Regions from separate parts of the Homo sapiens genome. Here all the other regions are linked to region 2. Evidence: chromatin contacts called from ENCODE Hi-C or POLR2A ChIA-PET data. All regions are on one chromosome and are shown on one strand. Each heading gives the region's core, a stretch centred on a gene start or an enhancer-like site at or near the end of the contact. The rest is flanking DNA. Distances are from core to core; before and after follow the strand shown. Region 1 holds the start of PGBD2 (piggyBac transposable element derived 2). Region 2 has its middle 33 kb from the start of SH3BP5L. Region 3 holds the start of ZNF692-DT (ZNF692 divergent transcript).

Evidence for each region. Hi-C counts contacts between places; a loop is a spot of excess contacts on that map. ChIA-PET counts read pairs that join two places held with the same protein, here RNA polymerase II (POLR2A). Pooled maps may share reads with other maps.
Region 1: a pooled map shows a loop between it and region 2 (3-fold over the local background). The contact joins the promoter of PGBD2 here to the enhancer-like site in region 2. A Hi-C loop is called at or near these places in 2 of 37 single-sample maps with no recorded cell type and 2 of 50 pooled maps. POLR2A ChIA-PET finds 5 or more read pairs at or near these places in 1 of 52 experiments (OCI-LY7).
Region 3: a loop to region 2 is called in a pooled map, with 2.9 times the contacts of the local background. The contact joins the promoter of ZNF692-DT here to the enhancer-like site in region 2. A Hi-C loop is called at or near these places in 4 of 50 pooled maps. POLR2A ChIA-PET finds 5 or more read pairs at or near these places in 4 of 52 experiments (B cell, T-cell, WTC11 and 1 more).

What each region holds. Positions count from the first base shown.
Region 1 is chr1:248,904,695-248,909,288 of GRCh38, forward strand. It overlaps PGBD2 (piggyBac transposable element derived 2), which reads left to right and starts at 1,541. Exons shown (of 3, transcript NM_170725.3): 1 at 1,541-1,648. RefSeq lists enhancers at 1,171-2,092, 1,617-1,806 and silencers at 1,427-1,486, 1,897-1,986.
Region 2 is chr1:248,790,650-248,795,188 of GRCh38, forward strand. No RefSeq gene overlaps it. Among named protein-coding and RNA genes, the nearest start is that of SH3BP5L, 33 kb to the right of the region's middle. RefSeq lists a silencer at 2,926-3,015. Within about 2 kb of position 1,887, at least 2 of the 41 ENCODE cell types and tissues checked have a DNase peak (open chromatin) inside an H3K27ac peak, as active enhancers do; they include B cell, where a contact is called at or near this core.
Region 3 is chr1:248,857,914-248,862,445 of GRCh38, forward strand. It overlaps ZNF692-DT (ZNF692 divergent transcript), which reads left to right and starts at 1,251. Exons shown (of 3, transcript NR_186117.1): 1 at 1,251-1,333. ZNF692 (zinc finger protein 692) reads right to left here and starts at 1,172. Exons shown (of 12, transcript NM_017865.4): 1 at 1,005-1,172; 2 at 218-408. The coding sequence starts at 396. RefSeq lists enhancers at 1-56, 657-706, 1,507-1,656 and a silencer at 867-1,366.

The DNA.
Region 1 (4,594 bases), core at 291-2,790, 110 kb after region 2:
TTGAATTCTGCATGGGGAATTTGCTCTTCATATTCTTTGGCTTTTCCCTCAAATACAACCTTCTCACTTACCAACCTTCCCTGACCAAATTATTTAAAACTGAATTCACAACAGTCTTATTGGTCCCCTTTGCTTCCTTTATTTTCTTCCTAGCACTTTCCACTTTGACATGCCATATATTTTGTTTACTGTCTGGTTCTCCCACTGAAATGACAAGAGGGTTTTTCTCTTGTGCCTTTTCTTTTTCACTGTTCTAACATCACTGCTCAGAGGAGTGATTGTCACAGAGAAGACACTCATTTAACACTTGAATGAATGAATGAGACACAGGATCTGGGGAACAAAGCAAGTTAGAAACACCACCCTACCTTACCTAGAGTAGCACTCCCATTTTCCCATGGCTTATTGCCTGTTTTCTCAATTTGCTCATATGTGGAATGAATGACAAACTAATACGTGCCCTTCACTTCAGAATCTCACAAATGAGCATGATTTTTTTCTTCTGATCCAGGGGTTTTGGAACACACTTTACAGTGACCAAAAAACCTTTGTGAAGTGTCAGTGTGGAGAAGCAAATACAAACTCTTCACTAAGTGGCCCTCTTTTTGAATGTTAACACGGTTTGGTCCCAGGGATTTCTGTGTTCAAAGCCTTTCAGGGCAAGGCAGTTTTCTGCGGAGTACACTGTCCTATATACCTAATGGGCTACTGGGTTTCAGCTGGACAAAGTCCTTATAGAGCCGTGATTCTCAAGAAGTAGGGGGAGATACTTTTATTTGTCATAACTAGAGTGGAGAGAGTGTGGTGTGCTACTGGCATTTAGTTGCTAGGGATGCTCAATATCCTACAATTAAGGTTCTATTTTTACCAAGTAAAAATATAGGTAGGCAAGGTAGCCAGATGAAATACAGGGACTTCCAGTTAAATGTGAATCTTAGATGAACAACACTGTTACCTGAAACTCAAATTTAACTGTATTTTATCCGTGACCCTGCCTCCTATAATGCACAGGACAGCCTCCTTCCCTCTCAACAAAGAATTATCCAGGCCCAAAATGTCAAGAGTGGAGGTTGAGAAACCCTGCCATACAGCAGTGGTTCTCAAGCCCTAGTTTGTACCACAATTACCTTCAGGGTTGGTAAGGCCGATTATTGGGCACACCCTCAGAGTTTCTTACTCAGAAGGCCTGTAGTGGGGTCCCAAGATTTGCATTTCCATCGATTTCCCAGGTGAAGCTGCTGTTAGATTGGGGGCACATTTGAGAACCACTACCCTAGAAAGTCCCCATGCTCTCCTGATTAGGAAGGAGCGAGGAAGGTTTCCAAAGTAGGACAGGGGTGGGAGGGTAAGGGAGAGTGGCGGGAAGAGCTGGCCCGCTGGGGTGGGTTATTTCGGCCGTTCTGGCCTCGCAGGCGTTTTCGGGATCCCTCTAGGCGCCGCGGAGGTCCTGGAGTCTCGATGGTCGCTCGGGCCGGGGCGTGGCCTGGCCCGGGGGCGTGGCATGGAAGGCCGGCCGAGGTGCAGCGAGCCCTCTGGTGCCGGACGTTGCGCGGCCGCGACGCCCGACGCCAACGCAGGCGCAGCGCTCCGATTCGGCGCGGCTCATGGTCCGGTTCGGGCTCGCGAGTCTCCGTCTGGGGTAGGGCAGGTAGGCCTCAGTGTGCTCGCGCTGCAGGCAGGGCTTCGCTTGAGTACAGGAGTGGTTGGCGTTGATGTTGCGTTTTCTCAACGGCGGCATCCGAGGAGTTCGTCCTCACCACTGCGCGCCGACGGTGGGCTGGCGGGACCAGGACAGGAACAATGGGATTCCGAGGGCCGCAAGGGGGCGCTCCTTCTGCGGGTTGGGGTGCGAGGCCGGAGGCCGGGCCGGCTGAGCGGGAGGCGGAGCGGGGTGGGTGGGGACCAGGGCGGGGTCGGGCTAAAGAGGGATGGATTCAGGGCGGGGTGGGAGGGACCAGGGCAGGCTCGGGCGGGGTGGGCGGGACGAAGGAGGCGGGCGGCCTGAGGCTGGCGGCGGGACTGCGAATGCCACGTCACATCCTGGGGCGGGGTGGCTCTGTGCCGGGGCGCGCTGGGGGCGGGTCGTTTTTAACTGCGTCTGCCTGGGAAGCTGCTGAGGTTTCTGAGGGTCTTTGTTTGCCCTTCTTTCTCTTTTGCTAGTGAGGTGAAGAGAAGGGAGGGTTCTTCCGTATCCCACAAAAGCCATTCTGAGCTGTTGGGTGAAGGGGTGGCCTGCCCTTCCACACCTGTGGGATATCTTGTCAGGTGGGAGGAGAGACTGAGAAAAGAAATAAGACACAGAGACAAAGTATAGAGAAACCACAGTGGGCCCAGGGGACCGGCACTCAGCATACCAAGGACTTGCACCAGCACCGGTCTCTGAGTTCCCTCAGTTTTTATTGATTATTGTTTTCATTATCTCAGCAAGAGGAATGCGGTAGGAGAGCAGGGTGATAAGGAGGTCAGCAAAGAAACATGTGAGCAAAAGAATTTATGTCATAAGTTCAAGTGGAGGTACTATGCCTGGATGTGCACGTAGGCCACATTTATGTTTCTCTCTGCCCAAACATTTCAGTGGAATAAAGAATAACAGGGCAGCATTGCTGCCAACATGTCTTGCCTCCTGCCATAGGGCAGTTTTTCTCCTATCTCAGAATTGAACAAATGTACAATCAGGTTTTGTACGGAGACATTCAGTTCCCAGGGGCAGGCAGGACACAGTGGCCTTCATCTATCTCAACTGCAAGAGGCTTTCCTCTTTTACTAATCCACCTCAGCACAGACGGGTGTCGGGCTGGGGGACGGTAAGGTCTTTCTCTTCCCACGAGGCTGTATTTCAGACTATCACATGGGGAGAAACCTTGGACAATACCCGGCTTTCCAGGGCAGAGGTCCCTGTGGCTTTTCATGGTGCATTGCGCCCCTTGTTTATTGAGACTAGAGAATGGTGATGACTTTTACCAAGCATACTGCTTGTAAACATTTTGTTAACAAGACATGTCCTGCACAGCCCTAGACCCCTTAAACCTTGATTCCATACAACACATGTTTTTGTGAGGTCAAGGTTGGAGCAAAGAGGTTGGGGCAAAGTTACAGATTAAGAGCATCTCAGGGCAAAGCAATTGTTCAAGGTACAGGTCAAAATGGAATTTCTTATGTCTTCCCTTTCTACATAGACACAGTAGCAGTCTGACTTCTCTTTCTTTTCCCTACAGTTAGGCACCTGGCTCAGCTTTGGGGCATTTACATCTATAAAATGTCTTTTGAATAATTTTTATCTTGAATTAATTTCAGAGTTTCAGAGTGTTGTGAAACAAGCAAAAATTCCCATGTACGGTTCGTCTGGATTTCCTAGGGGTTAACATCTTATTTTACAAAACAGTCAACAAAACCAGGATATTAACACCTACAGGCCTTATTCGAATTTCTTTACTCTCACCTATTTCCATTTTGTAATTTAGGTTCCAAGACAGCATTTAGTTGTCCTGTCTTTCCTTGGAGAAATTTACATTTTAAACAGCAGCTCTCCCACCTCCCAATCCCCTAGGACCCTTTAGAGTGGCCTGGGGAGCTCCAGGTCTCACACCAAGTTGCTTTTTCTTTGTTGAGTGCCTGGGCCAGTTCAGTTGAGAATGCCCAGTTGGACCTCTGGGCAGCTCGTGACCACCCTCTGCTCTTCCTCCCAGTGCTGCTAGGCTTAGTGAATGGCACCTCTGTGCACCAGCCATAGGGTGCCTGAAATCTAGGAGGCTTCCCCGATCAGCTTTCTCCCCTGCCCTACCCCCTCAACCAATTATCCAGGCTTGATGGTTTTACATTTTAAGTCCTCCTTAAGTGTGTCCATTTCTCTCCATAGGCCCCACCCTTTTGCCGTAGCCTTTTTGTCCATCTCCCTGCATCTATGTTGGGGCCTGCATACTCAGTTGTCCATACTGCACCCAGAATAAGCTTGTTAACATACACCCTTCCTTCTGTTATGCTCTTCCTGTATTTTTTTTTTTTTTAAACTTCCCATAGCTCTTATAAAGACAGGCCTCCTTAACAGGGTCTTCAAGTCTCTGCAGGGCTGGTACAGCCTCTTGTACCCTGTCCCGCAGATTCCTTACTCTGGCGTCACTGCTTTGCTTCTCCTGTGCTGTGCCTTTTGCCTGGGGTGCTATTCCCTGCCTGCTGAGGGAATTGTTACTCTTTCTGCAGCTCTCCATCATTTTGTCTTTTCCTCAGGGAGATATTCTCTGACCTCCCTGACTAGATCAGTTTCCGTTTTACGGGTTTTGATAAACACCTCCTTTCCTTCTTAGCCCTGTCATAGTTACAATTTTATGCATATATACCTGGCACCCAGTAGATACTTCAGATGTTTGCCAAACGAATGAAAAAGTGATAGTGTGGCTGCCTAACAGCCTCTATCTAGACATTATTCCCTTTGTGAGTTTGCTTGGTATGTAGGAGCACTGGTTACCCATGTCCTCTTCCTCTGTTGGTTGTCTCAGGCAGGGCAAGAAAGATGGAGGAGCCACATGTGAGGGGATGGAGGGCCTGGGGAGCACAGTCTACAGACTCCTGAAAGGTAGAATGGGTTTTTGCTGAGCTT
Region 2 (4,539 bases), core at 637-3,136:
TTATAATGAGGCATGTCCAACCTCCGCTTCCCATGATGGCCTGAACTAGTTTTTCAGGTTAACTTCAGGACGTCCTTATCCAAGAGGAGGGGTCTGTTCAGTTGGTTGGGGGCTTAGAATTTTATTTTTGGCTTACAGCTTTATAAACGGAAAAGGGCTCCGGGAAGCAGAAGAGAGAGCTAAAAGAGAATTGGTCATTTCAAAGTTAGTTTCCTTGTAAAAGTTAAAGCAAAGGGTACTTTCTCATCATGTCAGCTAAAATTGGCTTGTTTGAGGATCTATTACCTCTCTCTCTTGATTTCCTGGCAAGTCAGATAAACAGCTTAGTTTGAGCTTGGTATTGTGGACCTTCAGCATGAGTGACTTCACTTTGGTTTGGTCTATTGGGCTCAGTGGCAGGGGCTCAGTCTAAACCAATGGCCTCCTATAAATTTTATTCGATGGGAGTTAAATAAAGGGAATGTGTGTTAAATAAAGAGAACATGTGGAATGGCTCCAGTATCTCTGTCAACCCCAAGGCCTAGATGGCAGCAGAGCCTCACACTGGACAAGGCGAGAGATCAATAAAGGGTATTCAGACTGGACGGGCCTCTTCTGGTTAAAGAATGGCCCAGGGGCAAAGGTTTGTGTTGGGTCCTGAAACCTGAAAGAGAGGTTTAGACAGCCTTTTCTGAGCAATCTGCACACCCTCTTATCTTAGAATAGTTCATTTATTGGTGCCATGTGTTTAGCAGAACACAAACGGCTCCAAGACATATCCTTGGTATAGCTGATTTACAGAGGAGTTATTGGGAATTAACTGTCTGGAGCCATAGCTGTCGATATCAGCCCTCAGTATGACTTAACATCATCATCTGTGGATCTTTACACATATATCCGTGTCCAGTTTATCCTCAGAGATTCTGATCTAAGCTGCCAGGAGAGGGGCCTTAGCAACTTTATTATTTAAGTTGGGCCTGGAATGGTGAACGCATCGGTAAAATGGCAGATGTATAAGAAGTGCTCAGAAACGTGCCGAGCATTGTGTGGTCCAGCAGGGATCCCTGCAGGTGACTCTGCTCTTTCAGGGCAGCCATCATCCTTGCAACCTCCCAGGAAATGGCTCCTCAGGGGAACCAAGATCCATGCCCTGCACCCCGCCCAACTCAGCAAGATGGAAACTCTACTCTAGAGTGTTACAGCCAAGAACACACGGCTTCCTCTCCGCAGTGCTCCCAGTCAGGGGACAACTCAGCAAGATGGAAACTCTACTCTAGACTGTTACAGGCAAGAACACACGGCTTCCTCTCCGCAGTGCTCCCAGTCAGGGGACAACTCAGCAAGATGGAAACTCTACTCTAGACTGTTACAGCCAAGAACACACGGCTTCCTCTCCCCAGTGCTCCCAGTCAGGGGACAACTCAGCAAGATGGAAACTCTACTCTAGACTGTTACAGGCAAGAACACACGGCTTCCTCTCTGCAGTGCTCCCAGTCAGGGGACAACTCAGCAAGATGGAAACTCTACTCTAGACTATTATAGCCAAGAACACACAGCTTCCTCTCCCCAAAGCTCCCAGTCAGGGGACAAACTTCTGTCAACCTACATTGACAGAGAGGGAGACTCTCTAACGAAAATGATGTTTATTTAGGAATAGAATTGCAATGGGAATATATGTGCCATAGAAAACTATGTGTGTATTCAGGGAGGTAACAGAAGACAGTGGTTTTTAAAGGAAAAATAAGGAGGATTACATAATTGTTTTGAGATAACTGTCCTTGGCTATAAGAATCAAATAATAAAGGTGGTGCCAGTCTGAGGTTGGACAAGCAGTTGCTGGGCAGATGTCCTCGCAGAATTATATTTTTGTGTAAGGCTGTGATGGTCTTTGTGCAAGGCTGTGGTTTTTGCAGAGCTTTTTGTGATAGTTCCTGTTATCAGGCATTCGTGCGTGAGAACCCTCTGTTCACGGCCTTTTCTGGCTCTTTTTGTCGGAGCTTTGTTAACAAGGGACTTGTTTTGATTCTGATAACTTTCACACTTTCTGGAGCAGAAAGTTAGCATGTCTCATCCTACCCCCAGTTTCTTCCTACTGAAGATAATAAATTCCAGGTGAGTATGGCTGACAAGTGAAGACTCCCTTCTTCCTTGCCTCTCCTAGTCATGGGATACAGGCTCGACCTTGAGAATACTGCACATACTGCAAATACTGAGGCCCCAATCACCACTGCCCTAGTTCACTGGCAGCAGTCCCATGCCAATAAAGGCCAACCTGAGAAATTCTAGGGCTGCTGCACACCATTCTACCAAGTGCTCAGCTCCTAAAGTAGAGGCGTCACTCAGGAGAAGCATGCCATTTTCTCCAGAGCCATGGCTCAGAGATTTTACCCAGGGGCAGAAGCAGGCATAGAACAGAGAGCTCCAGCTTTCTACTCAAAGGAACAGACCTCACTTATAACTGAGTCTGAAGTTCAAGTCTAAGAGTCCTCTAAATATAGGGGGAATAAAACAGTGGCGGTTGCGGTGAAAGGCGATTGGGAAGCAATTAGTAGATTCATTGACGATTGCTATGGACTGAATGCTTGTGTTCCCCCAAAATTCATATGTTGAAATTATAACCCCCAATGTGATGATATTAGGAGATGGGGCCTTCGGAAGGTCATTAGATCATGAGGGTGGAGCCCTCATGAATGGAATTAGTGACCTTATAAAAGGGACCCCAGAGAGCTCTCTCACCTTCTTTCCACCATGTGAAGATACAATGAGAAGTCAACAGTCTGCAACCTGAAGAGGGCCTTCACCAGAACCTGACCATGCTGGCATCCTGATCTTGGACTTTCAGTGTCCAGAACCGTGAGAAATAAATTTCTTTTGTCTATAAGCCACCTAGTTTATAATATTTTGTAATAGCACACCAAGCTGACTAAGACAGAAATATAGGCTAAACTGTAGGCCGGCTGGTTTGCCAGAGAGAAACAAGACACCAGACAACTACAAAGAGCCCTCCTGGAGTCAGAACATGTTTCAGTGACTTTGGTAACTGTCCCTACAAAGGAGCCTGAATTTGATTAGCTAAGCCTATAGGGCAATGGATGCCCAGAGCATTGTTGAAAACAGCTGAGCAATCAGCCTGCAATTAGAGAGCTTAACAGCTGAGTAAGTTCAGGAATAGATAGTCAAAAAGAAATCTGCCAAAACCACCATCATCCCACAATGACTGTGGGCATACCAAAGGTTGTGTCCTGTGAGGAGCAACATTAGAGGCTTAGAGGCTTCCCACTGCAGGGGGTGGGGAAGAATGAGTGTGGTAGTGGGAGAATAGGCTTCAGGAAAATAATCCAGCTAATCACTACACAAATAAGCAGGCAAATAACAATAACAAGCCCACCTGAGGTGGCGGGCACACCCGGAGTTGCTTCAGTACGTGATCTAAAATGTCCAGTTTCCAACAAACGTTATGAGACATGCAAAGAAACAGAAAATATGGCCCATAAACTAAAGAAAAATCAGGAAACAGAAACTGCCTCTATGAATGATATATTAGTCAGGATTGTCCAGGAAAACAGAATCAACAGGATGTTTAGAGACAGAGAGAGAGAGAGAGAGAGAGAGAGAGAGGTTCATTTTAAAGGATTTCTTCATGCAGTTGTGGGGGCTTGGCAAGTTCAAATGTGCAGAGTAGGCTGGCAGGGCTGAAAATCCAGGGAAGACTTGTAATTTGAGTCCAAAGGCAGTCTTCTGGCAAAAGTCTTCCTTCTTCCAAGGAGGTTAGTCTTTTTCTATAAAGGCTTTCCACTGATTTGAGGAGGCCCACCCATATCATAATGGGTAATCTGCTGTACTCAGTCTACAGATTTAAATATTAGTCTCATCCAATATATAACTTCACAGAAATTTCTAGAATAATATTTGACAAAATATTTGGATACCGTGTGGCCTAAGTTGACACATAAAATTCACCTTCACAAGTTACCAGATGTCAGATTTAACAAAGTTTCATGGCTCACACCTGTAATCCCAACACTTTGGGGGGCCAAGGAGAGTGGATCACCTGAGGTCAGGAGTTCGAGAACAGTCTGGCCAACATGAAGAAACCCCGTCTCTATTAAAAATACAAAATTTAGCCAGGCGTGGTGGCCCATGCCTGTAATCCCAGCTACTCAGGAGACTGAAGCAGGAGAATTGCTTGAACCCAGGAGGCAGAGGTTGTGGTAAGCCGAGATCACACCATTGTACTCCAGCTTGGGAAAAGATTGCGAAACTCCATCTCAAAAAAAAAAAAAAAAGTCTTCAAAGTAGTTCAAAGAACTAAAGGAAACTTGATTAAACAACTAAAGGAAGGTATGATGATAATATCACATCAGATAGAGAATATCAATAGATAGAAATTATTTTTTAAATGTAAATTCTGGAGTTGAAAAGTACAATAGCTGAAATAAAAAATTTAGCAGAGTTCAACATTGGACTTGAATTTGCAGAAGAAAGAACAAACTTGAAGATTGACTGATAGAGATTTTACAATCTTAATAACTGGCAGAATAAAGGATATAAAAATGAACA
Region 3 (4,532 bases), core at 1-2,500, 67 kb after region 2:
CTGGGCACTCACACATGTAAGGGGCCAGCCCTAAGGGCCGCTATTCGCTGAGACCATGAGGAGGGGAGCAGGACCCTCGGAGGCCACAAGTCACACAGGCCGTCCTGGTAAAGTGAGAAACCTGAGGGTGGAAAAGAGCAGCAGGACAGGCCCTGGAGAGGAGGCTAGGGGCTGCTGCCTGGGTACCCTCCCCCAAGCCCTTCTCCCGGCCCCTAACCGGTCCAACAGGAACTTGGCGAGCTGCGAGTGCAGGGAGAAGCCCAGCCGCTCCTTGAGGAGGCACCACTGCTCCATGTGGCCGCCCAGGCGGATGCGGCACTTGCTGCGGCGCGCGTCCAGCTGCCGCCGCTTCTCCCGCCGCCTGCAGGACACGTCCACCGCCGGGGAGGAAGCCATGTGCACCAGAGGCTGGAGGGTGGAAGGGACGTCTTCAGCGCCCTGCCGATCTCGGGGGTCGGGGACCCGGCTCCACCTGCCGTTAGGGCCTCAGTTTCCTCATCAGTGAACTGGGGCAAGACTAAACTATTTCAATAGCAGTGGCAGGTGTGGAGCCAAACCCCGTCCTTCTATGATACAGGGTGTTGAAGCTCAGCGCTACCATGTGAGTGTCGTCGGGTGGGAGGCAGGCAGACAGAAGCAGTCAGAACAAAGGCCTGCGCCCTCCAGTCCACTGAAGTGGAGCTGTGGGGAAGGGGCGAGAGACTTTCACGGGAAATTTCAACTGGGCTGGGGGCGGTCCACACATTTCATCTTGAATAGGGCAGCGGCCTTTACTGGTTTCTAGGGGAAGGAAAGGTCGTGTCCTGGCGTGCAGCTGGGGGCGCTCTTCATAGTTGGGTCGAGTGGCGGTGAGGCCGTGGTCAGAGGTCTGGAGGGCGCCCCCCATCCACCCCGTCTTGGGCACCCCCACTTAATGCTGACAGTGAGTGGAGCGGACTAATCCCAATGGCAGTTCCCAGGCTGCCCAGAGCCCCCGTCGCGACCCACCCCCACCCCGGCCTTACCTGTGCGCCCCCACGCGCCCTCACCCCCACTGCGCCTGCGCCTGCGCCTCCCGGGCCTAGCGAGCAGGCCCGGAGCTGCTGGAAGACAGGGGCCCACCTCGCGCGCGCAGCGTTTCTCTTTTAAGAAGAAACGGTGCCTCTCGGCGTCGGCTGCTGTAGCCCGGAACTGAGGCCCGCGCCCCAGAGGGAGGGGCGAGTCGGAGGCCGACGCCGTGCGCCTGCGCACTGGGTGCCCCGCGCAACGCCCGCCGGGAATCGTGGTTGCCCGACTCAAGTCGCCCGCGCGTGTCGCGGAGCCCCGCGGCAGTTGTGGTTGGGTGGCTTCTGTGGTGAGCGTCTGCGCTTGGTGACCAAAGGTTTGAGGGAAAGTGGAAGAGACAGGGTCAGGCCTCCTGTGCTCCAACCCCAGCCCACCCGGCCTGTATGGGGACGTTGCCTCTTCACTTGTTCCCGTTTTGTATTCACCTTCGATTTCCCCCTCACAGTTGCCACCCGCAAACATGATGCAGAATCAGTCACTTTGAAAGACCCACAGAGGGTCCAGCTAGAGCCCTCTGTGGACCGCAGAGTCCCACCAGCTACAGCCCACTTCTATTACCATCAGAATTCCTCCTAAAAGTTGCCTGCATTCTCTGTGTACGCTCACTTCCCATCCTCTTCTCTTCAAATGGCTCTGATGGAGCTTTCCTCCCCACCCAGCCACTGCAGTGGCGCTTCACAAGGTCACTTGAGACGGTCATATTGCTACATAGCAGCTGTCAGTTCCGTCCGCCTCTCTGCCCTAGAAAGAGCGCGACTATGTAGCTCTCGTCCTCCTCATCTTTATGGCTCCCTCTACATTTTGGGCCCCAGTTTTACTTCTGTGACTTCATATGCTCCAGGTTTTCCACCCTCCTCACTGGCTCCTTCTATCCTTTTTTTGGATCCATTCCCTCTGTTCTGCCAAAAGATGAAGTGTGCCCTGGCTCAGGCCTTGAACCAGATCTTCTCTCGTCTGCATATGTTCTCCTGGGTGATCTAATTAGTTCCATGGCTTTAAATACACTGATGGCTCCTAGCCTAGCCCTCTTTCAACTCCAGTCATATATCTTACTGCCCGCTTGACTTACATGTGTTAACTGAGCTAACACGTGTAAAGAATGTAGGACAGTGCCTGGCATGTAGAGAGCGCTGACACATGATAGCTGATATTTTCTCCAACATAAATATGGCAAACATATAACAATAACGCCTGTACCCTCCCCCATGCCAGTAAACTATGTCATCATCCACCCACTTGTTCAGAAAAAAGGGAATCAGCCTTGATTCTTTGCCTTTTATGATACCTAAACCATATACATCAGCAAATCTTGTTGGTCCTGTCTCCAAAAATTTATCTTAAATCCAATCACTTCTGACCCTCTCAACTGCTAAAACCCTACTCCAAGCCACTGGTATTAATTTTCTGTAATTGTTGTAACAAATTGTGTTGTGTGTTGTTTTCAGCCACAAACTTGCTCCCTTTACTCAAATTTATTTTCTCACAGTTCTGGAGGCCAAGGCATCAGCAGGGCCACAGGCCATTGTAAGGGCTCTAGGGGAGAATCCTTTCCTTGCTTCTTCTAGCTTCTAATGGTGGCCAGCATTCTCTGACTTGTGGCCACGTCACTCCAATCTCTGTCTCTGAGGTCACATTGCCTCCTTCTGTGTCAAATCTCCCTCTGCTTCTCTCTTACAAGGATGCTTGTGAATGCATTTAGAGTCCATCCTTATAATCCAAATAATCTCTCCATCTCAGTATCCTAAGACAATTTCTTCTGTAAAGTATTTGCCATATAAAGTAATCGGCTGCACACGGTGGCTCACGCCTGTAATCCCAGCACTTTGGGAGGCCAAGGCGGGTGGATCACTTGAGGTCAGGAGTTTGAGATGTGCCTGCCCAACATGGTGAAACCCTGTCTCTACTAAAAATACAAAAAAAATTAGCTGGGCATGGTGGCATGGGCCTATAATCCCAGCTACTCGGGAGGCTGAGGCAGAAGAATTGCTTGAACCCAGGAGGAGGAGGTTGCAGTGAACCGAAATTGCACCACTGCACACCAGCCCGAGTGACAGAGCAAGACTCCATCTAAAATAAAATAAAGTAATCTCCACAAGTTTTGGGGATTAGGACACAGATATCTTTTCTGGGACTATTTTTAAGCCTACCATACCACTATCATCTCTCACCTGGTCTGTGGCTACATCTTCCTAATGGATCTGCCTCCTACTTTAACTTGTACTCTCACAAAGCAGGGAAAATTTCCTCAAAGATCAAATCTTTTGCTTAAAATCTGTGAGTGGTGCAATCCAAAATCCTTATCATGGCCTCAAGGACCTACTTAATTGGGCCCTTGGCTTCTTCTCTGGCATCATCCCCCAACTTTTCCCACTTTGTCCTCCCACCTTTTTGCTATTTCTCAAGTGTGCCAAGTATCCTAGAGGGAGTTCTTTTGTCTCTGGAGCACTCAATTCTCCCCTCAGCCCCCACCCCATCCCCCAGCCCACCACCCAGCTGTTCATCTGTTTGCTCCCTTCTCATCTTGTAAATCTCGGCTATAAGATCACCCACTCAGCTATAAAATCCCTCATTCAGAAAGCTCCCTTTCCTCAGTCATGCTCTACCTCACTGTGCCCTATTGTATCTTCTTCATGGCACTTACTTTCTGAAATCATCTCAGGGACTTGTTTGTGTGTTTGTTATTGGTATACGATGATTGTTGACTAGCCCAGCCTTCTCCTCTGCAGCCTAAATATCTCAAATGACATGGTGTGCAAACATGAACACCCTTAGGATGAGCCCAGTGTGTCCTGTGCATATTCCTTTTGATTTGTGGTATCAGTGACTCAACATACTTGTCTGACTAGTGTAAGGTAGGAAGGAAGATGTCCCAGCTACTTTACTCATTAATGAATGTGTAACTTTTCCAGCTACTTTACTCATTAATGAAAGTGTAACTTTCACATCAAAAGAGCAGGACTCCATCGAGAACAAACTTTATCCTTTCCTCATGGTCCCTTAATAGATATCTGCAAAATCCTTGTGGTTTCATCCAAGGGAATGAAAGGTCTTGTAATTCTTGGTTACTCTTAGAATGTTGGGTCTCACTTTGAGACCCAAGAACATTTTTGGTTCTCTTGGTTTGATCTTGTTTAAAATAATAAAATGAAATTACTGCCAATGCCCAGCTCTTCAATAACCGTCTCCAAATAAATCTCTCAGCCTCTCTTTAATTTCTTATATCATCTAGGTAAGGAATGAGCCAACTCTCTCAAAAACAGTCACCAGCCCCTTCCTTTGTAAGTGCTGCAAGGGAGTGCTAACATTTTAAGGAGGGGTTCTCTGTAAACATTGGTTCTCTGCCTTTAGTGACCTCATTGCAGTCTGAGACCTTGAATTCCATCTTAGCATCCCATTACAAAGGCTAAGATTAAATGTGAGCTATTTGTATTTTTGTCACTGTTGAGCTTTACAGTTTACAGACTGCTGAAACTGCCAATTCTTTTATA